2 separate regions of the Mus musculus genome follow, and region 1 is linked to region 2. A link is a loop called in an ENCODE intact Hi-C map of the cell type or tissue named here. Cell type or tissue: left cerebral cortex. All regions are shown on one strand. Each heading gives the region's core, and the rest is flanking DNA. Links, peaks and the distances in the headings are about the cores only. Region 1 overlaps Bccip (BRCA2 and CDKN1A interacting protein). Region 2 holds the start of Dhx32 (DEAH (Asp-Glu-Ala-His) box polypeptide 32).

Region 1 (12,490 bases), core at 7,081-9,580, 56 kb after region 2:
CCCATCCCAGACAAGCAGAGGCATAGGGTTCTGTAACATTCCCGAGGGTAGCTGTATTTGAAACCTGTTTCCTATAGGATAATATAAATACAATGACATGAAATTGTATAATGCCAGCTAGTGCTCCCAGTCCCTCGCTGTTTCAGCACAGCCATGCTCCTTCCTGCAGCCGCCCCTGCACCTTCTCTGGCACATCCGAAGCCCCCTTTCAGGTCCCACAGATCCCTGATGGAACTCTGGGACTACTAAGTAGCCTGTTAGTTCCTTTCCTGGAACTGCAGACTCAAGGCTGTGTGTTTACCAGTAAGGTCAAGCCCAACGTGCCCAGGGAGAACGATAAAGAAAGCATTCCACTTGGTAAATGTTGATGGGGGACGATCACAGGCAATAGGTGAATGATTTCACTGTCTCCCCCGAGTGTTAGTCTCAGCAGGCTCCTCCCCACCCTCTCTGTTCCTAGTCTCTCACCTCAGATGCTCTGCTCTCCCTGCCGTACCCCAGACCACACTTGTGGTTTCTAAAAGCTTTCTTGGCTTCCCGACCATAGTGGGAATGGGATCACATTAGAGCTTGTGAGGAGGCTGCAGTTTCTCGGTGTGCCTTGAATTCTGACCGTTACCTTTGGTGGTCAAAGTGTAAAGATAGCAAGTGAGTCATTGTTTTCTCGTCAGCCACTTAAAACTCAGGGACAGGCAGATTCAGTTGCTTCTGGGTTAGGCCTATAGGTGTTGCCTCCCGAACACCACACACATTCCAGGACTGAGACTGACAAAAGGCAGTTTTCAGGTTTTCAGCACAGTAGGAGTTGGTGTAGCCTTTATAGGAATACCAGGTGGCAGACAGGTGAAACAGTGTATTTAATAGAACTTGGTCCCAGAAGGACAGAGAGTAAGTAGACTTCTTTGTGGAAATTGAGCAGATGTGGAAATTAATACACACTGTAGGAGTGCCCATGTTATCTAAGAAATGAGAGATGGGATAGGTTTGTCTGTTTGCAGTAACCTTGTGTGTTTGTGTCTGGTGTTTCTGCTTTTCTTGTGACTTCTAGGCCACTCTGTCTTAGCTCTCGTTCTCCTTGTCGGACCTCAGTTTACTAGATTCTAGACCATGTATGTTTTGCCTTATTGAGCAACAAATATTATGTCTTCCCTTAAGTATACTCAGGCTAGCTTTGTAGGCTTGTGCAAGAGCTGCTTCCATAGTTCAGCGTTCTGTGCCTGCAGCAGCTGCCGAGCTGGCTGGCCCGTTGGTGAGAGCAGGCTCTGCTCCAGATGTTGTTTGAGTACCACGTGTTCCAAGTCACAGCGACTGGAACATGGCTGCCTGGTCAGGAGAGATCTCGGATCCCTAGATCCTCAACTTTGACCCCTCAGAACTGCAGCAAAATGCAGTGAGTCCGTGGCTGTCCTCTGAGGAGCCTGCCACGGTTTCAGGGTCCTTGTCTAGATAGCCATAAGGTGTACCCTGTCAGCCTCAGAAGCTACGGGCTTAGTGTCTGACCAATTCTTGCTTTACCGATTCTGTTCATTGGTTGTTTGTTTTATGCAAAAATGAAAAGTCACTACGTGCTGCCCCCTCAGTTGTGTAAAATTCACTTTTTTCCTCTTTCCTAGCTCCAGAAAGCCTGATGCAGGCACTGGAAGATTTAGATTACCTGGCAGCCCTGGACAACGATGGGAATCTCTCTGAGTTTGGAATCATCATGTCTGAGTTTCCTCTGGATCCACAGCTCTCAAAGTCTATCTTAGCATCCTGTGAATTTGACTGTGTAGACGAAATGCTAACCATCGCTGCCATGGTAACAGGTATTCCTTAAAGACCTTTCTCTCTAGGTACTGTGAATCCACAGCACGTACAGATTCAAATGGAGTCTAGATGTAAGGGGATAGTAAAGTGTTTTAATAGACTGAGAAGGGGAAACCTTTACAATTACCTTAATTAATGCAAAAACAGAAAAGGCCAAAAGGCGTGGGCTTGGGTTTTTGCCAAAAGGACGCGTGTAGCTCAAAACAGGCAACAAGCAGTAGCCACAGGCGGTGTTTCCCAGACAGCTGGGCGGCCTGTGTTTCCTGCCAGCTTCGTTATTTTATACCGGCTCCTATTATTTTCATACATTCCTTGACAGCAGCATGGACTAAATGCTGTGCTACATCTGAACATAGTCCTGAGCCTGTGTCTGACCCTCTGGGCCCCTTGACATTTGGACACAATGCTTCTACAAGAATATGAGCAGAGTGCTAACTGCTATTGGCAAAACAACGTGCACAAAAAGGACAAAGCACTAAGACCACTCACTTTTCATTTCTTGGCTTCCAAGCCAACAAAAATATTAAGAACAGCACATTGATCCAGAGATCCAAGGCAAGAGTGGGTTTACAGACGGGGGTCCTGCCCCTTGGCACACCATCAGGCCAGGATTGTCCTCCATGTTGCTGACTGTGACTTCTTGCATCTTAAAGCTCCCAGTTGCTTTTTGCACGTGCCTCATGGTGCTGAGGAGGCTGCAGTGACTTGCTGGAAAACGTTCTTGCACCCTGAAGGTGATCACTTTACGCTCATCAATGTCTACAATGCCTACCAAGATACAGTTCTGAACTCTGCCAATGAACGTATGTGACCATGTTCCCCAAAACCACCTCCCCAGTCCCTTCCCCTTCCCCAGAGGAGGCGCAAATACTTGAATTATTTACTAGCCTCCCTTCTCTGATAGTCCCACCAGCCACTTAAACAGAATGGCACTGGGTCCCTAAATATACCACAGGCCACTGCCATCCACCCAGAGGCCTAGCATGTCACGGCACAGGTCTGGATTTGGGGAGCTTTAGTACTCTGGTCAGCCAGCTTTCAGAAGCAGCACGCCTGAAGCACAGAGACGGGTGCACCTGAATTGCAGTGGCTACTGTAATGCCCCAGGTGAGGGCCCACTGCTGGGGAAGCTGCCAGGGCAGGGGACAGATAGCTGGGGTTAGCAGTGGACCAGCCGGCTTCCCCAAAGGAGGCTCCTCCGCTTCCCACAGAGCAGCCTCACTTCCTGTGCTCCAGAAGATGAGGTGTGAATGATGTTTGCAATGATGTAGAAGAACTGAGATCAGATTGCAAGGCTCATGTCAAGAGCAGGGATGCAGTGTTTCCACGTGGACTGGAGGGAAAGGTGATGGATCAGCTTTTGAGCAGCAGGCTGCGTGATGGCATCAGACCAAGTGTGGACTTCTGTTACTCTGAGTGGGACATGTGGACAGGACAGGATAGATGAGGGTCTGATGTCCACTGGGCCAAGGCTATCCACATTCTTCAGTCAAGACACAGTTACAGGTGCCAAGAAAGTACCTTCAAACTGAATCAGACTAGCACATTTGAATTTAAAACAAAGTTGTACCTAGGGTAAAGGAGCCAGTGTTTGACATAATGAACTCCCAGGTCAGCCTGGCAGGTCCTTACTAAATGAAGTATGGGATGATCCGAGGAATAGATGCTAACAGCTTCCCTTCAGCTCTGGGTCTCTAGCTCTATACATCCTTGCTGTTCAGAGAAGGAAGTGTGCATGCTGATGCAGTCTCCGGTGCCTCCACAGGCACAGGCGACAGCAGTGTGCTTCTCACACTGACACACTGTCTAGTATGGTGAGCTCACATACCCTCAGCAGCAGCTATGGGTGTGGCGGATCCCACAGCCCCAGTGAACCTAATCCTAGCCACCTTCCTACCACTCACTCCCATGGCCTTCCATAGAGCTTAGAGAAGTCTAACACACCATCTGAGTGGCCTTTGTTCTCCCTCTAGACTGTGTGGAGATGTGGTGTCACGATTGCTTCCTCAGCTGCTCTGCTCTCAGGATGGCAGACGTTATCCGAGCAGAACTCTTAGAGATCATCAAGCGGATCGAGCTTCCCTATGCAGAGCCTGCCTTTGGCTCCAAGGAAAACGGGTTGAACATCAAGAAAGCGCTGCTCTCTGGGTACTTCATGCAGGTAAGCAGGGCAGAGCTGTCCTGGCAAGTGTGAGCCCCACATGCCTGGGAAACTCAGCCAGCACTCTCTCATGGTGATGGTTTGATTGACCTTAAACTTTTTAAGGAACACTAAAAAGATGTTATCTGAGGTTTGGTATTTAAGTACATGTCTTCTCAAGCCAGAATCCTTTATGTTAATTTGACACACCACAGCTCCTCTTCTCTGTTTACTAGTGATCTGAGAGCACAGCAAGCCAATGTACTACTGCCTCAGCTGTTCCTTTCGTCCCTGTGAGGAGCCACATTAGTGCCAATGATAGTAGATATGTCCTTCACATCAGAGTACACAACACTGTACCAGTGTTAATGACTTTGCAGAATAGTTCTTCATCTGTGAGGGAAAGCAGGTATCTATGTAAGAGGGCAGAGTATGAGCTGAGCTGACGACCAGGCAGAGGTAGCCTGGAGCACGTGGACAGCATGGCAGAGCAAGCATGCTGGGGTTTATTTAATAACCTCAACGCTAACTTAACAGCAGCCCTAAAGTGCTGCGGCTACACTGTCACCGGCTCAGGTTTAAAGACAAAGTCACTGTGCCTTATTTTCTACTATCTGAAAATAGGAAATCTGTGACAAATTTTATTTTAGCTATTCTATATGAAAATCTTCAGATTTTTTTTAAACTAACATGTTTGTGTATCAATTCTCTTTCTTTGAACCTGCTTTTTAGATTGCTCGGGATGTTGACGGGTCAGGTAACTACTTGATGCTTACACATAAGCAGGTTGCTCAGCTGCATCCCTTATCAAGCTATTCCATCACCAAGAAGATGCCCGAGTGGGTCCTCTTCCACCAGTTCAGCATATCTGAGAACAACTACATCAGGGTCGCCTCCGCAGTCTCCCCTGAGCTGTAAGTCCAATTGGGAAGGAAGGGCTTTCTTTTTAATTCACACTTGTAGGAATAAGCCACACATGGATTGTTTCATTCTCAGTTATGAGACTGCTAGAGAGAAGGCACCAGTGCACTGGCTGTGTGGAGGAATAGGCTTAGCCAGCTTTTAGCAACAGATAGCCACTGGCTGGAGCTGTGGGTGGGAGATGGGGTGATGCAGAGGAGGAGGGAAGGTGAGGTTGAAGAGACAGGTAGTTCCAGAAGGTATACAGCTTTTTACCCCTAGTGCAATGCACAGCAATGAAGTTTAGGCAAGAGGAAGGCTCTCTATCCTATAAAGATCCCTAGCTGCTAAGTGGTGAAAGGACAGGAATAGCAACACTGGGGATGGGGACTCAGCTGGCTCCAGACTCAGCCTAAAGGCACCGCATGATGTTCAGGGTCGCAGCTTACACAGGTGGACTCAGAGTGGAGCTAGGTGAACTTAAGTGGCAAAGACTCCCCTTGTTGCCTACCAAGTATCTACTCTGATGAGGGTGTGCTGCACTTCCACTGTGTGGATTTGTACCAGAGGAGTAACATTTGCAAGTGCAGGGAGTCTCAGTGCAGTACCACCAGAGCCTGTGTTACCTACAGAAGCAACACAAGCTACCGAGTCTTCCAGTGAAATACCAAGTCTGCACATGCTCCCAGGGCTGGAGGGGACCCGTACCCCCACATCTGCCTGTCACTCCCCAGCGTTCATAGTTCTGTTTGTTTTAAATGAACAGATTTATGCAGCTGGTACCACAGTACTATTTCAGTAACCTGCCTCCTAGTGAAAGCAAGGACATCCTACAGCAAGCTGCAGGCCACCTACCCACAGAAACTGTGAACAAGGACCAGGATGTGTGTGACAAGTGCCCAGATGCTACTGAGCAGAGATGCACAATCCAGTGACCTCTCCCAACATAGTGCAACACGGACACTGCAACAGGAGCTGCCGAAGCCAGGGCAGCCCTGGACATGAACACTTCAAGTATGATTTTAAAATAAAAAAATAGTTTTATTAAGTTCTTAAAATTACTATTCCATGCTTTTCTTATTGGAAGTTTTTAACCAATCATTCATAATTTGACCAAAATAAAGAAAAAAATCATTTTGTAAATGTGTCACAGACACATGGAACAGAACCCTACTTTTTGTAGAGGACTTGAATCTGAATAAAATAATGAGTTTTTCAGTATCTCTTCAATGGGTTTCTTGGTAATTACACATAAACAAGCCTGTCACTGTCTGGGGGAAATGGACTAGACGGAGAGATGGTCTTTCAGGGTTTCCATGATCTCATTCATCCTGTCGTCTGGAATTACCATCACAGTCCGCAAAGGCGTCATCGGAACATCATCGAAGGACCATCTGCCTCCCAGACGAGTGTCGCTCTCCCCCTGCACCGAGTAGCTGAACTTCAAGATTGCCTTCTGTAGCAAAGGAAGAGACAGGAAGGAAAATGTGGACAACTCAGAGGCAGAGCTCACTGACCCAAATAAAGAGCACTGCGTCTAACAGCGGAGGGAAGGAACACTCAGAATAAAGTAAGTTCAGACGCACACTTCAGGGAGACATGATGAAACACCAAACACATTTCAACTCACAGGGGACCAAAATGAAGGAAGGAGTAACATTTCAAGGCCAGAACAAGCAGCCAAGTGACAGAGGTGACATTGTTTCTAATTCCAAAGTTACTTTCATGGTCTCACTCAACTGTTAAGGTAATATTATGACAAATAGATGGGACTAAGGAGAACTGTCCTCAAATGCTGATCCTCATATGCCTGGCAGCTTCCTTAGTTAGCTTGGGACACTTCGGTGTATCCACATGGCGTTTGCATAGCTAGACCATCTTGAAATCCTACACAGGCCTCTTTGAAATGGTCTCCATTTGTACGAGTTCACCACTGAACTGGAAGCTGACCAGCGAGCTCTCAGGATTCTCCTGTGTCTCTGCTGGGGTTACAGGCAAGTGCCACCGTGTCCCACCTCCCAGGTCCTCATGCTTCCATACCCCATGTTTGCTGTTTACTTCTTGTACAACAAAGGCAGAGCCAAATCTCTACTGCTGTGCAAAGGGTGAATACCCCAGCTTTGCCAGTCTGACCACAGATCTGATCCAAGAGTCCATATACACAACTGGATGCAGGGATACCCTACACCCCTGGGGCTAACAGAGGCCTGCCAGCACAGAGCCCCCACCTCTACGAGATGATCCCCATCACACAAATATATATATATTCTTTAAAATTATATTATCCAATTCAGAAAAATAATGAGCCCTAAGATTTTTGAAGAGGGCAATGGAGAAAGGATATAGGAATACTGTCTAGGATTTGGGTGCCCAGCGTCACAATACAGAAAGTGCTAGAGATCCACCAGTGGGTGACACTCAGACCTCAGGGCACAGGGCAGCTATGATGACTGTCCCTCAGATCTGCAAATGGGAAACGTCTTAGAACTGAAACATGCAAATGTGGCTTGACTATCACACTGTAAGCATGCTCTTAAGTGCCTAACTGGTCCCAGGCAGTACCCACATCACCCCCACCACCTACCCATACTGGACAGTGTGTTAGCAAGCAGCCAGAGACCACAGACTAGGTGGGCTAGAGGACTCAAGAGGATAAGATTTTGTTTTTGTTTCTTTAATTTCTAGAGACAGGGTTTCTCTGTGTAGCCCTGGCTGTCCTGAAATTCACTAGGTAGACCAGGCTGGCTTCAACTTAGAGATCCCCCTGCCTCTGTTCCCCATAGTGCTGCACTTAGAGGTGTGCACAGCCATGGCCCAGCCTAAGGATGTCTTATTTTCAAGAACAGCTACTAGAGCTAACAGAGATGAAGCGGGGCATCCTTACCTCATAGAAGAACTCTTCCTCTGCATTTGCAAACATCAGTGCCCCCTGCTGAAGGCTGTCCTGCCTCTTTCTGGAACTGGACTTTCCTGCTTCCATAAATGTCTTACTAATCAGCAGGTAGAAGCAGCATTTCCCACATGGCTTGTTGGTTCTTCGCGCCTCAGACAGTTCTTTCCTACAAGACACAGACACACACAGGTCACCACTGGGTTACATCTATCTGGACCCAGAGAAAGCCGATGCAGCACCGTCTGGACTCTGCTGCACACTGGCTGGGCTGACTCATGCTGCTGGCTATATCCAAGAATGTGATGAGCCTGGGCTTTGCTATAAACAGTGAAGAATCTAAGTTCAGAAAGACTCCTACCCACTAACAAATGATCTCAGATTCACTCAAAATCACTGTTTTGTGCAAATTTTAAAATAAGTAAGAACCTACACTTTTTTGTTGTTGTTGTTAGCACACTGTTGCTGTCCTCAGATACACCAGAAGAGGGCATCTGATCCCATTACAGATGGCTGTGAGCCACCATGTGATCACTGGGAACTGAACTCAGGACCTCTGGAAGAGCAGTCAGTGCTCCTAACCACTGAGCCATCTCTCCAGCCCAAACCTGCACAATGTTTAACTGCAAATTCAGAGGCACACAGGCACAGCGCATGGCATGAGAACATGTGACTACACAAGCCCTGTCACTAGTGTAGTGGCACTGCAGAAACTTCACAGATGTAGATAACCTTAATTCCAAGGTAATAAACAGAATGGCAGTGAATTTCCTTTCCTTCCAAAATTAATAAGCTGCCTCTAAACAAAACTAATAAATTCAGAACAATCCACTTTGGCTCCACACAAAATCAGCAGAAAGTCGTTGAATCCTGTGAGACTCAATAAGCAGGAGCCGGGGCTTAGAGGAAGACACGGACAAACCTTGGAGGGCACAGGGCAGTGTGAGCTGCAGCCAGGGAGGCAGGGAGGAGCAGGGGCCAGTGAGGGAGGCAGCTAGCATGCCTGTCTACACTAACCCTGGGCATCAAGGCTCCTTCCCTCACTTCATTCTCTAAACTGTGTAGTTCTATGTTTAAGTGTTTTTCTAACTTCAAACTCCTGCATCAAACAACATCAGGAGGCCAAGAAGTAGGGGCAGTATTAAGGATTGGGTGTAAGAATCTGACTCTAGTTTTTTTAGTATTTGTTCAACATTTTGTTCAAATTACAGGCATCTGTGAATGTGGAAACTGTCAAGTCAAAAGTAAAAAGTGCTGAAAATTCATCAGCTTCTGTAACACCTGAAACTTTGAAAATATTAAAATTTCTGCCACTAATAATCAAATCTGCTCAAGGGGCTGGATGCTGGAAATGAGCAGCCCCCATGCACTATCCCCCCACCCCCAGCCTGCTGCAGCCCAGGCAACCTACACCCACAGATCCATCTCTGAATCTACTTGGTTTGTAAAAAGCAACCGGCTGAAGGCACGTCCCAGAGCTGCTTACTGGAGCTGCTGGTGCATGGGCAGGGCAATCTGTGGAGGGACGTTAATGAATCTTTCACTTAGCAGAAGGCCCACAGGCTTGCTGGTGTCATTCAAAAGCTTGTCCAGCTGTTCAACCATGCTCTGCTCACAGGTCTTCTCACAGAAGCTTAGAACCAACTCTTTAATTTGTTCAGCACACTGAGTCCCCTGGAAAGTAAAGAGAAGGTTTGCTCTCTGCCTCGAGAGTAGGGGTTTCCTCCCACTGCCGTTACACCCTAGTGTTTCTTCTAAAAATAACTACACCTAACTACCATCCCATGATTGGTGGTAAGTCAAGTTTATAATTTACACTCACACACTGGAACAGCAATCTTACTACACCTCACAAAACCAGTTGGAATTAACTGGAATGTTCCTTTGAAAACTGAAGGTGGCCTGTGGCCTGCACCTTCTTCTCAGAGAATAAGCGGCTGGCATAGATTTATCAGAACTCATTTCTGAGTCAATAAAGAGAGATAACAAAACCCATGTTAAGGGCCGGCTCTCAACTTTGGAAGCTGCTGAATAAACCCTCCCTCTGTATGCACACTGTACTGAGAGCAGAGACCGGCTGCAGGATCCCGCAAACAGATCCAGCGTCGGTAGCGCTGCCCCAACACCAGACACTACAATGTTAGTGACCATGCCACCTGAAGAAATCAGCTTTAAGCTGGTACAAATCACTCCTAACAAGACTGCTCCACACTGAGAACAGAGCAGGAAGGAGCACTTGCCCTGACAGTATCACAGTCTGACACAGAAGACTCCGTCCTTACCGCAGATCCCAGGCTTCAAAAGCCACTCAGTGAAACTAACCTTTCTTTCAGTCAAATTTAAAAGGCTTATGAAGCCAAAGATCTCATCTTCATCCACTTCATCATCACTGTCTTCTGAAACATCTGTTTGCTGTTTTAAAAGGAAAATACTTCAACTTCACGTTATTCGGCTGGAAAGAAGTACAACACCAATTTTCCACTTTGCAAAGCCAAAGCTTGTCTTTCTGCCGTCGCGTCCTGAGTGCAGAGTGGCAACGTTCAGAACCCTTTCCCTCCAGACCCGTCTGCCCCCCCCCCTCTTTACATTCTGAATGACGTCATCCTGCTCTGTGTTTCTTTACCCAAGATTCTTTGGGTTTCGTTTTCAAGTCAGGGCCTCCCTGTGTAGTTCTGGCTGACCTGGGACTCCCTATATAGACCATGCCTGTTAATCATGTATAGCAACAGCCAGAACCACATAGAGAAACCTTGACTTGAAAAAAACCAAAAAGAAAAGAAGAATCATGTATAGCTGGGTATGGCGCTCCTTGCTTTTAATCTTAGGCAGGTGGCTCTCTATGAAGCCCAGGCCAGCTACAGCTACATGTGAGACCCGGGTTTATGTGGGAAACATACATGCCACATGGGCAAAGGGGGAAAGCAAACAGCAAGGAATGGTAACGATGAACCATCTTAAACTCCCTAGCTCTATTCTGATTGCCCCTCCACTAGGAGACAAAGCCCTAGCCAGGGTTTATTAAATCTGTCCACATACTGCCTGTTTGCTTGTCCACACCATAAACTCCCTTCTCACTGCACTCAAGCCCTCAGCCTGGCACACTAAGTTCTCAAGGCCTCCACATTGAATGAGCAAGATGAGATGAACCTGACTTCTACCCCAGCGGGGTCTATGATGTCCAGTACGCCCTTGTACCTGTTATAGCTGCCTTCAGCACCACGGGCTCTTAGTGCTCATCGACAGCCTTTGGCAAAGATGTTGGCTTTGTTTGTTTGTTTGCTTGCTTGTTTCTTTGAGATAGGGTTTCTTGTAGCCCTGGCTGTCCTGGAAGTAGCTCTGTAGACCAGGTTGTCTTCAAACTCAGAGCTCCACCTGTCTCTGTCCCCAAGTGCTGGGATTAATGGAATGAGCCACCACTGCCCAGTTGGCAAAGATGTCTTAAGTTCAACAAAACTAGATGAAAATGAAAAGGTAGCTCCTGAACCAGCCCTGGTCCTCCACCATCTCTTTCTGAGCTTCTCCATACTTCAGCTGACCCAGCAACAGTCCCGACCGAGACCCATGCAATAATGCCCCACGCCAAGCTTTCTTGGCTCACAGAACAAAGCAGGAATTGAGGTGAATCTGATCTCTGTCCAAATGGCAGGTCCACAAACCAAACAGATGCCTGTTGCAATTCTAAGCTGTGGGACTTTTACAACAACAGGAAACCAGAAGGGCCCCAGGGGACAGGTGGCAGAGCTGAGTCCGTGCTGGGTCCTCATTTTCTATAACTCTACTTACTGGGCAAGTGCTTCCTTAAGTAGCCCTTCCTTGCTTTTATGAACTCATACCATTTTCCCCTCTCACTGCAGCCATTCATATCAGCTCCTCTGGTGTCTCTGCCACTCATTTTGCTCAGAGAAGCATGGCTGGCATGACCAGGGCATCTGTCCTTCCCTCTCCTGTGGCAATTCCGATCACACCTGATATCAGTGACTGACATCTGCGGAAAACTCAGAGCTCCAGCTGCTGCTCAGCATCTTCCACACACAGCTCAGCACAGCAGACGCGAAGTGTGCACACCCTGTAATCCATCCACCCTCTCAACCTACCATCTATGCTTGCTAACCTCAGCGCTCTAGCAAACGTGTGAGTCAACCTCGGCCACTCGTGGGCGCACATGTGATGCCTGAATTCCTGCACACAGTACCTCTGGACCACTGCAGCAACCTCTGGGCAGTCCTCACAGTACTTCCTTTCAGCAGGAGATAAAGAGGACAAAGCAGCCACAGTGTCCCTCTCCCCACCGACCTTAATCACACTCCCAATGTGGTTCTGCTGCATCAGGAGATTCGTCAGCTCGGCAGTGTTCACGGGGGCTTTTAGAAAAAGCTGAAAGAAGAGAAATATTTTATATTAAGATCAAAACACAATTTCTAATAACACCGCAATTCCATTATTTAAACAAGAACAATGAGATGTAGTGAGCTGACCCAGCTGGCTGTAAAGTAACCCAGGAGGAAAACAAACAGCCAGAGTCAGATAAACGTCAGAGAAGACAGAGCCCGTGGTATTTAGCAATCAGGCATGGGAAGAAGAGAAACACAGGCCATGTTGTTTGAAGTAAAGTCACAGTATAGCAGGTGCAGGTCTGTGGCTATTACCTAAAGACCAATGCTCGGCTTCTGAGCTGCTGATGCTGGGGGAGGCCCTCCCTGCCCTCCCTGCCCTCCCTGCCCTCCCTGCCGCAGTGCACTGCGTCCCCTCTGAAC
Region 2 (16,794 bases), core at 8,146-10,645:
ACACATGGAGGTCAGAGGACAACCTTGGAGAATGTTTTCTCACCTTCCACCACAGTAGAAGGCACAGAGGCACAGGCCTATCATCCTAGCACTGGAGAAGCAGAGACAGGAGGACTAGAAATTCACGATCATCCTTGGCTACATACAGAGTTCAAGGCCAGCCAGACATCCATGAAGCCCAGTCTCAAAGAAGAAAAGTGTTCCTGTCCTAAGGACGTTTCTTGTAGAAGAAACTGATCACAGCATGTCAGAGAAAGAAAAAAAAAAAAAAGCACAAAACAAAACATGTAGAAGCAGTACCAAGGAGACAGATCAACTCTGGGACAGGGATTAAGAGAGGGTGAACTGCTGCAGAAACATTCTAAGGAATGGTGGCGTCTATGAGCAGTCTATGTGTTTACATGCATTTTTATCTTATGTGACTGTTGGGCCTGCATGTATTGGCGTGCACTCGCTGTATGTGCACAGGAGCCTGTAGCGACCAGAAGAGGGCGCTGTGGAACCTCATGGAATTAGAGTTAACAAGACAGTTGTGAGCCACCATGCCCATGCTTGGTACCGATCTAGGTACTCTGCAAGAGCCGTTTCTGCCATCCCAGGAGAGGTGGTAAAGGAGGAACAGGTGGATGGGTAGGTAGGTGCCAGGAACATGACAAGACAGGGGTCTGGTCAAACTGTCAGGGGTCAGGGACACAAATAAGAGACTGGGCGCCTAGATCTTGAGAAAGGCTTGCCCCTTAGTTTCAGGGGAAACTTCCCACAAGGTCTGCAGTGTGTTCTAAGGCTCCTGACTTCTCACCCAGCCACGCGTACACCCTACCTCGGCTGGGCCTTGTTTACCGAGTGCGTTCTTGCACCTGAATTCACTGACTCATTCTTGGCTTCCTTGGGAGCCGCTGGAAAGCACGAGCCCCTCCTTGAATCTGGTTGGCTGCTTCGAAGGAGACAAGTCGGAACAGCGTTTCCCTGGCCCAGTGAGGCCAAGGACAACCAAATTAGCAGGAAGCAGAGGCTGTCAGGGACAAGCTGGGTGACACAATTTCAACCACGGAGCCTCTCTGTCCCTTTGTGTGGCTGACTGGACATCACAGGTCAGGACTGCTTTGATTCTCAGTGTTTTGATGGGGATTTTAAAAATAAGGCTGTCTAAACGTGTTGCTTTAAAAAAAATTTTTTTTAAGTTTTTAATTTGATTTATATAAGCATTTCCTTCTTAATAAGGTTTGAATTGTAACCTAAATGAAATAATTGGTATTCTTTACCCCCCCCCCCCCCAGCTGTAGAGTAAACTACTCTCTCTGGTTTTGTAAGTGCAGTACCCTTGGGGAAATAAAACCAAGCAGTGTCATCCATTCCATAAATATTTGTTTTAAGGACCCTGGGACAAAATGAAAAAGAAGGCAAGCGGGGATCCTGCCCTCTTTAGCCCATTCAACATGGCAGGAAAGTAGGTTTTTTTGTTTTGTTTTGTTTTTTAATTAAAGAAATAATTAAACTGTGACTAATGCTAGGAAAAGCAGGAAGTACAGAGGCAGGAAAAGTTTTAGGGAGGAGGGACGTCTACGTCAGACATTCAGGGAGGGCGTGGATGGAGAAGAAGACTGGAAGGATCTGAGGGTCCTTTCCACTGGAGCAGGAGGGAGGACTCCCCTGGCGGCTCCAAGGACATCTACTGTGCTGGGAAGAACTGAACAAGCAGAATAGATCTACGATCCAAAGTGTGTTATGTGAGGGCAGCTAGTTCATAATAAGAACCTTCAAGGGCTTCAGAGCGGGAGGGAGGCACTGCAGATATCAGTAGAGCATACAGTCATAGCCATCGTGGTCATACAAGATGGTACTGATGCCAGCAGGGAGGGAGGGAGGGAGGGAGGGAGGGAGGGAGGGGAGCACGTCCTGGGTCCACTTCGACTGGCGACCAGGGCATGTGTGAGGGCTGCTGTGGTAACAAGAATCCAAGGTGACTCCAACTTCAGGCTGGAGTGAGTAGGAAGATGACAGAGTCAAGTGGACAAGCAGGTTTGGAGAAAGGAGTCACTTCCCTCATGTATGCTGCCCAGCCCCTTAGTCAATGCGACCGTTTACATCTGTTTGAGTTTGAGGGTTTTGTTTTATTTTGTTTGCTTTTTGAGACAGGGTCTGCCATATCCTTGGCTGGCCTTGAACTCTCTAAGTCACTCAGATGACCCTGAGCACTTGGTCCCTCCTTTCTTCCCCACCTGAGTGTTGGGATTACATTAATGGCTTTTATAGCCTGGCTTCCTTCAGGATACATTGTATATGTATGTGTATAGGAAAAGAAATTAGATATTAGATATAATTACATAAATTTTCTTTGCATGTAATATATATTATATATATTATACACACACACATACACACACAATGGAAAAGAAAATGAAACAGCCTGTGTGTCATTCGCCTGACACATACTCAGAGCACTGTATTTATGATTGACCCAAAGTTATGTAGGGAGTGGAAGCTGGAGGGAGGGGCTTATCTTGCTCCATTTGATAAACAAATTCAGTTTTTGCAACCGATAATTATGCACAGGTTATATTTAGATTATTGGTTTCCTGGGGCTTGTCTGTTTGCTCTAAATATGCCACAGACTCCCAAATCCACTCCTGGTGTTACATATTAAGGGAAGGGGTGGTAGTGCTGGAATAAAATGAGCTTTGGTTTTGTTTATTTGGGGGCCTGGCCTGGCCTGGCACAGACATCAGCTTTACCTCTCCAGTGCTGGCATCAAAAGCAAGCCCCACAACAACCAGTTTAAACAACTTAAAAAACAAGGCACCCGTTCCCCGTGTGGTTTTTATATACAGGTTATCTGCCTGATAGTTTACAAAGAAAGTAATTAGAGGTAACTGTGCAAGCCAAGACTCCTAGCCACCCTGAGCAGCCAAGGTCATGGGCTGATTTTATTTGCCCTTTCCCTGGGGGAATCATTTCTTGGCTCATTACCTTGCTATTATTCTGTGGCACCGCAGAAGCCCCCACCAGCCTTTGCTTAGTGCCAGAGTTTAAGCCAGCTGTGGGGTCTGAGAGGTTTGTGTTTATTAGATTTTAATGACTCAACTAACAGGGGTCATTACTAAAAGTAATAGGAAGCTAAGACAGTGGAAATTATTGGACTAACAGGTTATTTCTAGTAGTTTCTTAGCATTGCCCTTGGATATACAACTAAAAGTAAGAAGGATCCTTCTTAATCAACTTACCAACGCGACATAAAACTACTCCTGTGTTATTGAAACCCCTCAGTAGCAGAAGGAATGGTATATACACCAGGCTTCAAATGTGCTCCATAATCCTGACCTAACAACCTGATGTTGCTATAATGCTATTAATGCCATGACTGAAATTATTTATAGTTAGCACTAGTTAGTATCATAGCTACCGTGCTTCTATTACCTCTGAAAGAATCACCTTTTTCCCATCTTGGATACAAATACTGACACTGAAAGAGACCTTAGAGAGTAGACTGGCCTTTTAATTATGAACCACGGTTTGCAATTATCCAAAATGGTGTTTATTAGGTTGCAAAAGATTTCCTAAGGTGGTGATTTCTAAGTTATATAAAATTAATACAAATACATACACTTGAGTGTGTGTGAAAGGAATAAATTTCATTGTTGTATGGGCATAAGTAACTTGGTGTGTATTTTCTATTTTAAATCTAATGGGATAGAGAGCAAAAATGCAGTCATGGATATAATAACTGTATTAACCAGGTGTGGTGGCACACATCCTCGGTCCCAGCACGTGGGAAGCAGAGGTAGATCTCTGCGAGTTCCAGGCCAGCCAAGAGCACATAGTAAGCCCCTGCCGCAGATTTAAAAAGGATGTTTTCAAGTGCCTCTGTGTGTGGTATGTATATGGAGTGTGCACAATTGTATGTGTGAACACACATGCTGTTTGGGTGCACATTATGTGCCCATGGATGCCCAAAGTTGACATTGTAAATCCCCTTAGATCATTTTCTCTCTTATTCCCTAAGGCAGAAGTTCTCAATCAAACCCAGAACTTGCCCAAACAGCTAGTCACCATGCTGTGGGGACCCCTGTCACTGCCTTCTCAGGCTGGGATTAGAGGCCAGCCTCCATGCCAGCCCAGCATTTATGTGGGTTCTGGGGAATGGAATTCAGGTCCTCAGGCTTGCAAGGCAAGCATATTAACAAGATACCCCCACCCCGCCTCCCCAGATAACATTTCTTATTCTGCTTTCAAAGCCTTCTTGATCTCGCCCCTGTTTTCCCTCTGACCAAACAACTTTGTCTCCTCTTGTTGTTGTCTACATCTTAATCTTTTTTTTTTTTCTCTGCCCCTGAACCCCTTTTCCCCAAGTTTAGGGCCTATGTACAGGGAAATCTAATGGGAATCACCTCTCCTCATCCTTAGCCATAGTTATTGTGCAAGCCAACTATTTCATGCTTCTCTTGGAAGCCTGTCTTTCTGCCCTTCCCCACTTTCAAGCCATGGGAGGTTTCAGTAGTTCCCCAGTGGGTCTCTGGGACGATGCACTCTTGGCCTGACCCACGAGGCACTGTGCTGTGTGTTTACCCCCCCCCCCCCCCCAGTTCTTACAGGGAACACAGTAGGAACCAGAAAAGAGAACAAATAAAAGTATCGAGGGCTGAAGATTTTGCAGTTCGCAGTGTACAACTTTAAACAGTACTGCATACTTACAGAAAATAAAGCTGTCTTTAGAAGTTATATATTTCTCAGCTAAGGATGTAGTTATGTTGGTATAGGGCTTGTCAAAAAGCTATCACATCGATATCCCATCTTTAGCACCACATGGGGCTGGGGAAGGCCTATAACCACAGCATTCTGAAGGATCAGAAGTTCAAAGTTATCCTTTGTTACATAGTGAATATGAGAGCAGCCTGGGATACATGCGACCACACACACACACACACACACACACACACACACACACACACACACAGATACTTTCTCTAGGAAAAGATCACACACAGCCTGGCATCGGTTTGGAATGAGAGTAAATCCCTAACATTGCTGTATATTCATTTTTTTCCCAGCAGGTTGGATAAAGTGTACAATCCTTTGACTTTTAAACACAAATGATAGATGTTGTATAAAAATCCTACCAATCCAAGCAACTGTAACTCCCAACCTGTAGGCTTTATATTCAGCAAGTTAAAAGGGAGGAAGCCTTTAAATTTTCTTGTTATTATGAAATGAGTGTGTGTGTGTGTGTGTGTGTGTGTGTGTGTGTGTGTGTGTGTTTCCCTTAAGGAACATGGGATTTGGTCTAAGTATTTTATGTTTGAAACTATGCAAAAAAAGACAATTTGATTTATTTTTTAGCATCAAACTGAATCTTATCAAGGTTTGAGCTCTTTGGAGTCTCTAAGTCAAACAGTGTATTTGTTTTAAGAACAAAGGAGGCAATAAAACAGCATGGGTGGGGAGGAGGGAAGGAGCCTAGGACAAAGTCCCTGGAAAGGTTGGGAAAAACAGTGGACAGAGAGGTGAGTTCCAGGGTACCTCAGTTCTAGCAACTCTAAAGCACACATCTTCAGCCATCTATCATACACAACTTTGTAGCCCATCGTGGTAGCCCATGCCTTTAATCTTAGCACTTCATAAACAGAGGCAGGTGGACCTGTGGATTTGAAGCCAGCCTGGTCTTTAAACAGTGAGTTCCAAGCTAGCCAGAGAGATAGTGAGATTCTGTTTCAATCAAAACAAAATGAAAAACAGCACTGTAGCCCCAGCACTTTCAGAATGTGGAGCCATGAAGATTCTGAGCCACTGGTTCAGGAGGCTAGGTCACGAAGTTTGCCCTAAACTCAAGGTCAGCCTGGGCTGCAGGAGACAAACTCAAACTTAAGAGTATTTTTAAAAACAAAACAAAAACCAGGGCTAATGAGATGACTTCGCGCAAACAATGCTTGCAGAAAGTAAAAGAGCCAAGTTTGATGCCCAGAACCTCCATAAAATATCAAGTGTGGTGGTGTGATTTGTAGATTCAGCCCTAGAGAGCTGGAGACAGGATCACCTCTGGGGTTCTGCTAGCCGGTTTGCCTAGCCTAGTTCACTAGAGCTCTAGGTCAGTGGGACACCCTGTCTTGAAAACCAAGGTGGGAGCCTGAAGATGTGGTTCAAATATCATGAACACTGACTGCTCTTCCAAAGGACCCAGCACCCACAAGCCTACTCACAGCCTGCTTTTATTATAGTTCAAGGGGATTGGGTTCTCTCTTCTGGTCTCTGTAGAGGCACAAGGCACATGAGTGGTGCAGAGACATATACATGCAGGCAAAACATCTGTACACATTAAATAAAATAAAATAAAAATTTAAAACCAAGGTGGATGGCAAGAAAAGACACCAGAATGTCCCCTCTGGGTTCCACACAAATGTGGCACACTTGCATGTGCACCTGTGTGACACCTGCACACGTGTGCACAAACACATGCATCCGCACGAATAGTCAATAACAAAGAACGGAAAATTTAAGACAAACAGGAATGAGAAACTTTTGTTATGTATCTTATGCTGGGCGGAAGCACATGAATTATATATACCACAGACTTTAGGGATAAGATCGAAGAGAGGCAAGAACACATAAATTCAAGGCCCAGGCTCCATGGAGGTTCACTAAGACACTGGAAGCACTATTAACCATTCGTAAGCCCATTGCTAGTGAGGGCATCAGCCGTGCTCTGTGGAATCTGTGGATCATTTAGCCGAGGGTTCGAGACCTGGCCCGGCTAGCTCGGTCTCTGCTCGCACCCCAGGCCCTAGCCCGCCGCTTACTGTGGGGCTCCATGGTCAGCTGCTCCCGGGGGCCCTCGGGCCCAGCCCTGGCGGCGCCGCCCTCCTAACGCCTGTCTTCGTCTGGCGTCGCTCGGGTTGCCCTGACAACCGGGGATGGGCAGGCGAGCGGGCGGGCGGGGCCCGGCGGACGGCGAGAGGGAGGGACCAAAAAGTGACGTGGAAACGCAGAGCAGCGCACGGGCGGGAGTGGCGCAGGGGGGTCGCGACCCGGGAGCGCGGCGGCTTCAGCAGAGCCGCGCCCCGAGCTCGGGAACGCTCTGTCAGCTCCTCTAGGGACCACGCGAACGTCGGCCGGGCTCGGGAAGCTCCCGCCCAGGCTCTGGGAGGCCTCGGCGGCCGCCGCTGCAGGTAACGGCAGGGCAGGCGGCGGGGAAGCAGGGAGGCCGCGCACCTGTTGCGGCCCCGCCCGACCAGGCACAGCTGAGGGCGAGGGCGCCCCCAGCTCCGGAAGGAGAACCGGAGCTCCGGCCTGAGATCTTCTGGACCCTGGTGGGTTAAGTCTAGGATGACCTGAGACGCCCCAGTGAGAGTCAGAACAAACCCTGCTCCAGCCGGATGACTCGGTCTTTGCACCGCCGTAACCCCAAGCTAGAGTCAGGGTTACCCCTGCATCTGGCGTCCGTCCAGGTCAGGGTCCGGATGAACCCGGAGATGCCCGGGTGAGAGTCGAGATAGACCCTGTTCCTGCTGGAGGACCCAGCTTTTGCCTGCCAGTACCCATTCTCCAGAGTGAAGGGCTATTGCTTCAGGATGTTGCCCCAAGTCATGGTCCGGACTCGGCCTTTGCGCGTGGCAGCTCTTTTCCAGGGTGGGTACCCTATACCGGGATGTTGTCCCAGGTCAAGGCTAGGATGACCCTAAGACTCCGAGTATGGGTGCTCTCAGCTCCTCCTGGAGGACTCGTTCTTTGCACCACATGTTTCAGAGAGGGGTGTTCGAATCCGTTTGCCTAGGTGAGGGTGTGAAAGCTGCTCCTGCCTCTATAGTAGGCCAAGGCTGTCTACTGAGACTACGGGCAGTTCCTCCCCTAGTCCTGCTCTGTCTATCATCCCCACTGTCACCTATCATATTTCAGGCTGTGGGCCCCTTGTGGGATCTTGGAAATTGGTTTAGTTTGGTGTGTGTGTGTGTGTGTGTGTGTGTGTGTGTTTGTGTTTGTGTTACAATACTCATTTTTCCTGTTGATTTTTTTTGGGGGGAGAGGGGGGTCACTGAGTCAGCCAAATTGTGTAGGATACTGGTTTCAAAGACCAGGATCCAGGTTTTCCTTTAAGAAAGGTGTGAAGGGGGGAAAAACCCACTAGGAATTTTTATCTGGTATGGTGTAGAATTTTCAAACCACCTCAGAGAGTGTCATGGGTTAAGGAGAGAAGAGGGGGAAGCAGAGGAAGGAAGAAAAATGGAGAAGAGATAAGAAAGGGATGAGGAAGTGCGGAGAAACAGAGGAAATTGTAGGATTGATTTACCGGTCAGCGCTGGACATTAAAGGCCTTCCATCAACCCCTACTGCTGCCATAGACAGGACTAGAGAAAAATGGAAGGCCCAGCCAGCTCTATTGGGGTCATATAAGTGATTACTCATCTTTGCCAGTAGAGAGATTTCTACCGCGTGGCTGTCAAGGACTCAGGGGAGAATTACTTTCCCCAGGGAGTCATTCAAAGCTTAGTTGAATCCAAGAAGCATCTATTCTGTGATGGAAATGGACATTTATTATATTCTGCCAAATTAGGCTTCCCTCTCTATGAGGGTGAATTGTCAAAGCTAGGAGGCTTACGAATGGGTGCAGACAAGCGCTGTGATTTATGCAGAACTCAAACTTCCTAGGCTAAAGTATCAAACAGAGAAATTCAGGTTCCTGTAACTTAGAGGACGGAGGAGACAGAGTAAGATTCTGGGTGCTTCAGTACCAATATTTCCCAAACACTGGTTCTCAGAAGCAAAATCACAATGACGCTTTCCCATGCAGGAAGACATGGTTATAATGGAACAGCAAATGTCACAAACAAACCTGGCAACACACACACACACACACACAGGAGAGGAAGTTAAAATGTCAGAAAATCAGTAGCCTAGATATTGAGGGATTTTTTTTCCTTAAATGAGAGTGGAGATCTCCATGCTAAGGTAATAAAGACTAAATGTGGCCATTGTGTGTGGATTTCAAGATTGAAAACGTGGAAATAGAAATTACTGAAGGAGTAACTTATAATGCTTTAGAAGAGACCTAAATCCTAGAAGTGGGCGTTGAGGAAGTCTCCGTGCATAAAGACAGTTAACTGTGAAACCAAGCTCTTCAGGGGATGTGGAGCCTTTGAAAGAAACAACTGGCTAGGAGGAGGAGTGGGGATGGTGTTCATCACGACATTTCCCCTCCAGCACCTAGCACAGTGTACTTACTCAGTGGATGGGAACTTCCGAGTAGGGATGTGTTTACCCTGAGAGAAGATGCTCGAGATTTTATTGTCACTTTGGGTTCTTTCTGCTCTTATGTCCATTTCCTTTGGCTGTCATGTTCAGAATGTTATTCCTGGTCAAAGGAAAATCAAAGAGGCCCTGGGGAGGGGGGGGCTTTTGCTTTGTTTTTAAGTTTCCAAGTTTCTTTGTGCACAGAGCTGTGGCGTCCAGGTAGCAAACCAAGGAAAGCAGCCTTAGCAGGGAATAACAAGGTAGCCAGAAGACTTAAAAAGTGCAACCTTTCTTTTTCTTAGATCGCTGCCCCTCCCAGAATGAAAACTGAAGACAACTCAGTTAGAGGTTAGCTTTATTTAGCGCAAATAGGGCAGCCAGGATTACATCACTTGAGCATGTGGGTTCTGTCTCCTGCCCCCACTGTCATAACTGGGAGAACCGCTTTGCTTTGAGGAATTTTGGGTTTTAACTCTCTGCTACTTTCTGAATTCACTAAGGGGCTCAGTCAAAGGTAGGATACAACCTTGTTTCCATATCTGCTTTACTGTTTTCCCGGTAAACCTGTTGCAAACTAGACTCAAACCACTGGGCTCCCCTGAACGCCTGCCCCTCTGCTCTTTTCCCCATCCGTGATGTGGTGTAATGGGGCTGCAGTGTCTGGCTGTTTCTCCTTCCTCCCCAGCACATCTTCCAGGGGAAGCCTAATGCCCATTTGAAGAACTTCTCTCCCACTAGAGGGACTCTACAGTGGAGCACTTAGCTAAAGCTACACTTTTCTTGTAATAGTCATCTCTCATTTTGTTTTTGGATCTTGAGCTTTTTGGATCTGATCAAGCTTTTGTTCTCTGTTATATAAACCCATCCCTTTAATAAGGGGTGGGCTTTGGTTTGGATGGGATGGTAACAGAGAGGACAGCTTCCGGTCTTTTCATTAGTCTTTATTTCTCGGCACACCTCTTTGGAAAAGCCAGGAGCCTCTGTTGGCTCATTTATAGTTTAGTAAGAATCAGAATAAATTATGTGTAGTTGTAGGGACTGGAGAATAATTCAGTTGGTAGACTACTTAGCCTACACTAAGCCCTGGGTTCAGTTCCCAGCAAGTATAAACTAAATTCAGTGTCCCACCATGGTAACCCCAGCACTGGTGAGGTAGAGGAAGAAGATTAGCATTTGAAAACCATTCTTGGTGGCATAGTGAGTTCAAGGCCAGCTTAGGCTAGGAGACTTGGTTTCAAGTAATAATAATGTATTAGTAGATATGGATACTAATGCCTTCCATGTTGCCAAACACCCTTTAATTGTGGAGTTTTAAGTGGAAAGGGAAATGTTGGCGTAGGGCAAATACTTGCTGAACAGTAACAATGTGTACCCTAATATGTCCTTGTCTCATAAATAGAGTCTAGGAAATGCCCTTGGTGATGGGTGGGTGTGAGGGCAAGAGGGCTTCCCCTTCAAAGGATTACTTGGGCAGTAGACAAAAGGCAACAGAAAGCAAGTGTGGGCAGTAATTGGTGCTGGCGGAATATGTACAGATGCATACATAGAAGAGACGGACTTGAAGCTAGAGGTGCCGGGATGAGATTACAGAGAACCTAGAGACTGAGTCTTTCTTTAAAGGGAATAAAAATTTGGAGCCGGGCGTGGTGGCGCACGCTTTTAATCCCAGCACTCGGGAGGCAGAGGCAGGTGGATTTCTGAGTTCGAGGCCAGCCTGGTCTACAAAGTGAGTTCCAGGACAGCCAGGACTGCACAGAGAAACCCTGTCCCGAAAACCAAAAAAAAAAAAAAAAAAAAAGAGTCAGTGATGGGATCATTTTCCATTCAGAAAGGATCAAACATTAGCGGGAAGTCAAAATTAGAGACAGAAAAACAAAATGGGAGGGGCTTTTGGCTTTGTTTAAGGTATGAAGACAAGGTCACTAAGAGTGGGTGCTGTTGATTGTGGAGCCAGTGTCACAGGAGGAGGGAACCACTGGTGTCAGAGGGGAGGGGTGAGCCACCAGAGGGAGCAGAACTCAGAGGTCTTGGGGATGCAGGGTGAAGGAGAAGCCAGGCCACCTCTCATGTCTAACATGAGGGGGAAGGTGGGCTCTCCTGCTATTTGCTGAAGTGTAGAACCCAAAAGAAGGGAACAAGCTTTGTAAAGAATTTGACGAACAGACTGTGTACTAAGCTCAGGTTGAAGTATGAGTGCATGCGTGTTGTGTTTCCTATAAGCAATAGTTAGACATGTGGGTCTGCAACCACTAAAAGAAGTCTGCAGAAGCCGGGTGACTGTACCAACAGTTTGGGATCATTTTCTCCATAGGAACTTTAGTGAGAAAAAGGGATTCGGGAGTCTGGGCACATGCATTTTACAACAGAGTGCTATGGTGGTAGGAGAGGCTAACAGACAAAGGAAAGGACAAGCCAGGGAGTAAGCTGTGACTGTGAGAAAGAAGGCCCAGGAGTGCGGGTCTGGTCATCCCCTCAAATCACTGTACCTTCCCACCTCACTCCATCAGTCTTCCTACCAACCCCACCCCTGCTCCACCCTCTACCAGCTCCTGGCCATTCTTAAAGTGAATGCAGAATGAAAATGCATTGTCAACAAGAAAAGAAAGCTGCTTGGTATTTGTCGGGCTCAAGGTCTCCATTTAGGACAGTAATCCATGAAAAATGTAACCTCAGAAGTCGGTCTAATGATGCCTCGAGAAGGGACTAGGGTGTGGTACTTGGCTGTTTATAGCAGAGCATAGTGGTGAATGGCTGTAGTCGCTGCACTCAGGTGCTTAGGGCAGGAGGGAAAGGGTAGCCTGGGCTACAAAGTAAAGCTCAGCCTTCCAAATAAGTAAACAAATGGCTTTTAAAAAAGTTAATAAGACGGCTGAAAAAAAAAAGTTCATTTTGCAGATTTCAGAGGTACAATAAATGTCATATTTCTTGGTGAGATCTCAGCCATATTGAGCTGAGTCCTACCTGTTCATTCAGAAGTAAGCCAGACTAGCATTCTGTCAGTGTGCTGTGTGAACCCTTCCTACGGCACCCTTAAAGTATTACACAGTTGAAGTTAATTTAAAAATAATATTGAAAAGCACCCAGCAGTCTGGTGGTGAGAATGTGTAGCCAAACCCTTTATTTTCACACTTCACTGTGAGGCGTCCCATGTATAAATATTAAGAAGTCTTTCTGGCCATGTACTGTGGCACAGCCTTTAATCCCAGCACTTGGGAGGCGGAGGCAGGAGATCTCTGTGAGTTTGAGGCTCACGTATCAAGTTCTAGGCCAGCCAGGATTATGTAGAAAGACCTGTCTCAACAAACAAAACAAACAAACAAACATGTCAATAAAAAGTCTAAATCCAAAAAGATTTAAATTATAATGCATGATTTTTAAAAATTCCTTGTAGGACCAGCTAGATGGCTTAGTGCGTTGGTTCTCAGCCTTCCTAATTCTGAGGCTCTTTACCACAGCTCCTCATGGTCTGGTGACCCCAACCATAACATTATTTGTGTTGCTGTTTCATAACTGTATTTTGCTACTGTTTTGAATCCTAGTGTAAATATCTGTGTTTTCTGATGGTCTTAGGTGACCCCTTTGGAAGGGTTATTTGACCTCCAAAGGAGTTGCGACAGGTTGGGGACTACTTAGTGGGTAAAGGTGTTGCCACTAAGCCTATGAAACTGAGACCAACCCCAAGAACCCCCACGGCAGAGAGAGAGCTGGCTCTTGATCTCCACAGCAGCGCCCTCGTGGCCCCCATACAAAGTAAATAAATAATGTAAGATTTTTTATTCACTGTGTAATTGATTATTCAAGCTGCATTTGATACAGAGCAGTGCCCAGTTAAGACTGGTTTTCTAGGCAGTTTTCCCAAAGCAGATGAATTTTTCACATTATTTTTAAATTTTATTGTTAATTGATGCTCTGCCTGTGTGTGTGTCTGGGTCCCTCATGTGCCTAATGCCAGAGGAGGATGTTGGATTCCCCTGGAACAGGGTTTCAAATGGTGGGGAGCATTCATATATGTGCTGGGAATTTAACCCAGGTCCTCTGGAAGAACAGCCAGTGCGCTTAACTGCTGAGCCATCTCTCTAGTCCTAAAGATGATTCATTTACTTAAACTCAATGTCAGTGTTTTTGAAGTCTAGAAATAAGATTTTAAAAATAAATTTTGAATTTTGACTTCATCTTTTCCAGAGAGATTTTTAATGACTACTGGAAAACAAATATGATATATGTTGGAGAAGGCTGGGCCTATGAGAACATAGGCAGAGAAAGACCTAAGTCTTGCGGTGCAGCCCAGCCCTGTCTTGAATTTCTGGTCTTGCCTCAGACTTGGGCCCCCTGGGGTTGCAGGAGCTTTCTGAGTACTTCAGGGACATGGCCCCATTGTGTCATTGGAGTCATTTCGTAGCTGAGAAAGTGCATATGCTAAGTATTTGACATGTAGCCCTGCAAGGGCAGTTAGAACCATACCTTTCTTTTTTTTTTCTTTTTTTTTTTTTTAAAGAGATGCATTTATTGTATGTTTGTGAGTACACTGTCGCTGTCTTCAGACACACCAGAAGAGGGCATCAGATCTCATTACAAATGGTTGTGAGCCACCATGTGGTTGCTGGGATTTGAACTCAGGACCTCTTGAAGTGCAGTCAGTGCTCTTAACCACTGAGCCATCTCTCCAGCCCCCTATACCTTTCAAATACATAAGCAAGACTCGAAAACAGGCCTGTACCTGTTGTACTTCAAAAACATCATTTTATTTACACTAATTATATGTGTATATTTCTGTATGAATGTATGTATGTATGTACATACACATAACGCAGGATGCATTTGTAGAGGTCAGAGGACAGCTTCCAGCATTCTGTTCTCAGGTAATCAGGCTTGGCCAAAAGTATCTTTCCCCACCCCTATTTAAACACTATCTGACACCTCCCATGGGGTCAAGTATTTCTTTCACCTGTACTGATACCATAGAAACCTATTTTCTTCTATTTTTTGAGACAGGGTCTCACTGTGTAGTTCTGGCTCTCCTAGACCAGGCTGGCCTCAGACTCACAAAGATCTGCCTGCCTCTGCCTCCTGGGTGCTGGAAGTCAGGGCATGGGCCACTGCACCCAACCAACCTCCTGTTCATTAAGGAAATTGGAACATGGAGTGCTCCCATGGCTCAGCGGGCACCATACACTTACCCAGGATCAGACTAACTCACTTCAAACACCCGCTGTATCACAGCCAAGATGCTAAAAGCTGGATAAATTAACCAAACCTCTGAAGGCTTACATTTCCTCATTTGAAAAAAAATGGGGCTAATAAAGTAAACCCTCATGGGGTTCTTAAGGGTTTAAAGGAAATAATCCATATAAAGTGCTTAAGTGCTTATCAGCATCTGGCATAAAGTAAGCCTGCTGTGAGCACTAATCAGCAGAATTATCATCCTCATCATTGTTAGTCCATCGTCAGGGGTGTGTGGACCCACGCTCTCCCAACTGTGGTCTGCAGACAGGTCAGCACCATCCAGCCCTTCTGTCAAGGTTACAGTGGAGAGACAGTGAGTTCATTTACACTCTGGTACCAGCTTCTTAGTTTGCCATACATCAACACTTTGCATAAAATTGCCATGGAATATTGGACCCATGATCACATGCTCCAAAAAACCAGATGGCCTTTTATCCTGAAAGCCACTAGCACTCATGTGCAGTCTTCATTCCTTCTCTTTGGTGAGTTGTAAGTATATTGCTTGTCGCTTCAGCAAATCCTTGCTGATCACACAGCCCACACACTGCCTGTATCTATTTTCTAGGAGTTGCAAAGATAACTCTGGAACTACCTCTAAGCTAGAGCAAGAGGGAGATGGGTAAGTGTGGGAGGTGGCACGTTTCGAGCACACAGTGTTTGCAGGGGTTTTACAGCCTGGTCACATGGGCTCCTGCTTCCATGAGAAAAGAGCATACTGTGTTACTCCTCCAGCATCACGTGGCATCACAGAGGTCAGTGTTTCTGTTTGCAAAACAGCATTTGAATCTTACAGAAATATGCGACATCTGAATGAGAAAGTAACTTTTAAAGATTATTATTAAGAACCCATCTTCTTGTAACTGAAACTGGGAGTCACCAAAAAATGTGACAAAGTGAAGGGTTTCTGGACACACAGCAACCCCAAATTAATTCAAAATAGAACTGGCAATGAATCTAGGTGTTTCTGGCATTGCTTTGCTTTGTTGTATTGTGCAGCTTCATGGCAGCCTTGGTCCTGAGCATACGACATATACACTTTGTTTTGTGCCAGCAGAAAATCCAGTGCCAACCAGCTCTGCCTGAAACACGAGGGCTCAGATTCCAAACCATTTGTGCTACGATGGCAGGTGCTCTGTTTGGTGTCTCTTTTTGGTGTATGTGTAGAGGTGTCTGTGCACATGGGCATGTGACTGGAGAGACCAGAGGTCATTGTCAAGTGTTTTCCCCGGTGGCTTCACCTTATATTTGGGGACAGGATTTCTAGTTGCACCTGGGGCTCACCAGCTTGGCCAGCAAACCTGTCTCTGCCCCTCTTCCCGAAGTGAGATTACAGATGCACACCTCCACACTCAGCTTTTCGTGGATGCTAAGGGTGGAACCATACCTCATGCTTGAGCATCAGGTTCTTTACCAACTGAGCCAGCTCCACAGCGCCTGACTTTCAGTGTTCTTATTGTGCATCCAGAGATTTCCGCTATTATGAAAACAGTGCTTTGGCTACAGAGAACAAAGAGTGACTGCTCTGTACCATCTTTCCTTAGTGTGCCTCCAACTACTGTGTCTTTTGGATTCCGGTATGGTAGAATCCTTGGTTTTAAAAACTGCTGTTTGTATTGCTCACTTAAATTTCAGGGGGAGAATTATATAAAATTCAGCCTAGGACAGAATTGTCTAATATTGAAGTCTCCCTAAATGCACTTCTGCCACTTATATAATGAGTTTGTACAAAGAAACTGACATTCTCAGCAATTAATGATTTTAAAATCAAAATGTCAGTTAACCTTAAAGACGCTGAAGAGGCTTCCTTCCCAGCAGTATATCCAGCCAAGATTTTATTCTTTGTGCAAAAATAAATTCATCTCATTAGTACGCAATTTTGCTTTTAATAAATGGTGATGCTATACATATGTCAAAGAATTATTTTAAAAGTGAATTCTGGGGTGCTGGAGAGATGGCACAGTGGTTAAGAGCACTGGCTGTTCTTCCAGAGGCCCTGGATTCAATTCCCAGCACCTATATGGCAGCTCACATCAATCTATAATTGTAGTCCTATGAGATTCAGTGCTTTCTGCTGGTGTTCAAATACATATGCAGATAAAATACTCATATACATTCATTCGTATATACATACATCTTTTTAAGTGAATTTCTTTATGATTTATGATCAGTAAATGTTTGATTTGTTTATTGATTTTATGTACCTGTATACCCAGAGTCACAACAAAGTTTCTGAGGTTATAAAGGGATTTTGAGCAGAAAAGGCTAAGAAGCCTTGTAGAAGATCTGTCTAATCATTTGCTCTTATGTGCAAGCACATGAGTCATGAATGATTTACTGATGGATAGATCTTGAGGG

Evidence for each region. A loop is a pair of places that touch in the nucleus more often than their neighbours do. Peaks named below come from ENCODE experiments on the same cell type or tissue, not always from the same donor. Only the 100,000 strongest peaks of a DNase experiment are listed, where the experiment ranks them.
Region 1: a loop joins it to region 2, with 2.4 times the contacts of the local background. A loop is called at or near these places in 17 of 42 quality-filtered maps.

The regions. Positions count from the first base shown.
Region 1 is chr7:133,714,519-133,727,008 of GRCm38, reverse strand. Bccip (BRCA2 and CDKN1A interacting protein) reads right to left here. Exons shown (of 7, transcript NM_025392.2): 3 at 12,030-12,110; 4 at 10,059-10,148; 5 at 9,223-9,410; 6 at 7,731-7,905; 7 at 5,864-6,302. The coding sequence ends at 6,132. It overlaps Dhx32 (DEAH (Asp-Glu-Ala-His) box polypeptide 32), which reads left to right. Exons shown (of 12, transcript NM_133941.2): 8 at 1,614-1,805; 9 at 2,460-2,609; 10 at 3,780-3,967; 11 at 4,679-4,860; 12 at 5,613-6,074. The coding sequence ends at 5,781. Among named protein-coding and RNA genes, the nearest start is that of Bccip, 11 kb to the right of the region's middle. In left cerebral cortex, for the core only: a CTCF peak has its summit at 8,193 (motif pointing right); DNase peaks (open chromatin) are centred at 8,015, 8,225 and 9,341.
Region 2 is chr7:133,766,965-133,783,758 of GRCm38, reverse strand. It overlaps Dhx32 (DEAH (Asp-Glu-Ala-His) box polypeptide 32), which reads left to right and starts at 6,956. Exons shown (of 12, transcript NM_133941.2): 1 at 6,956-7,157. Fank1 (fibronectin type 3 and ankyrin repeat domains 1) reads right to left here and starts at 6,868. Exons shown (of 11, transcript NM_025850.2): 1 at 6,789-6,868. The coding sequence starts at 6,801. In left cerebral cortex, for the core only: no CTCF peak of the experiment used is centred there; DNase peaks (open chromatin) are centred at 8,644, 9,098, 9,635, 9,864 and 1 more place; H3K4me3 peaks cover 1,060 bases; H3K27ac peaks cover 496 bases.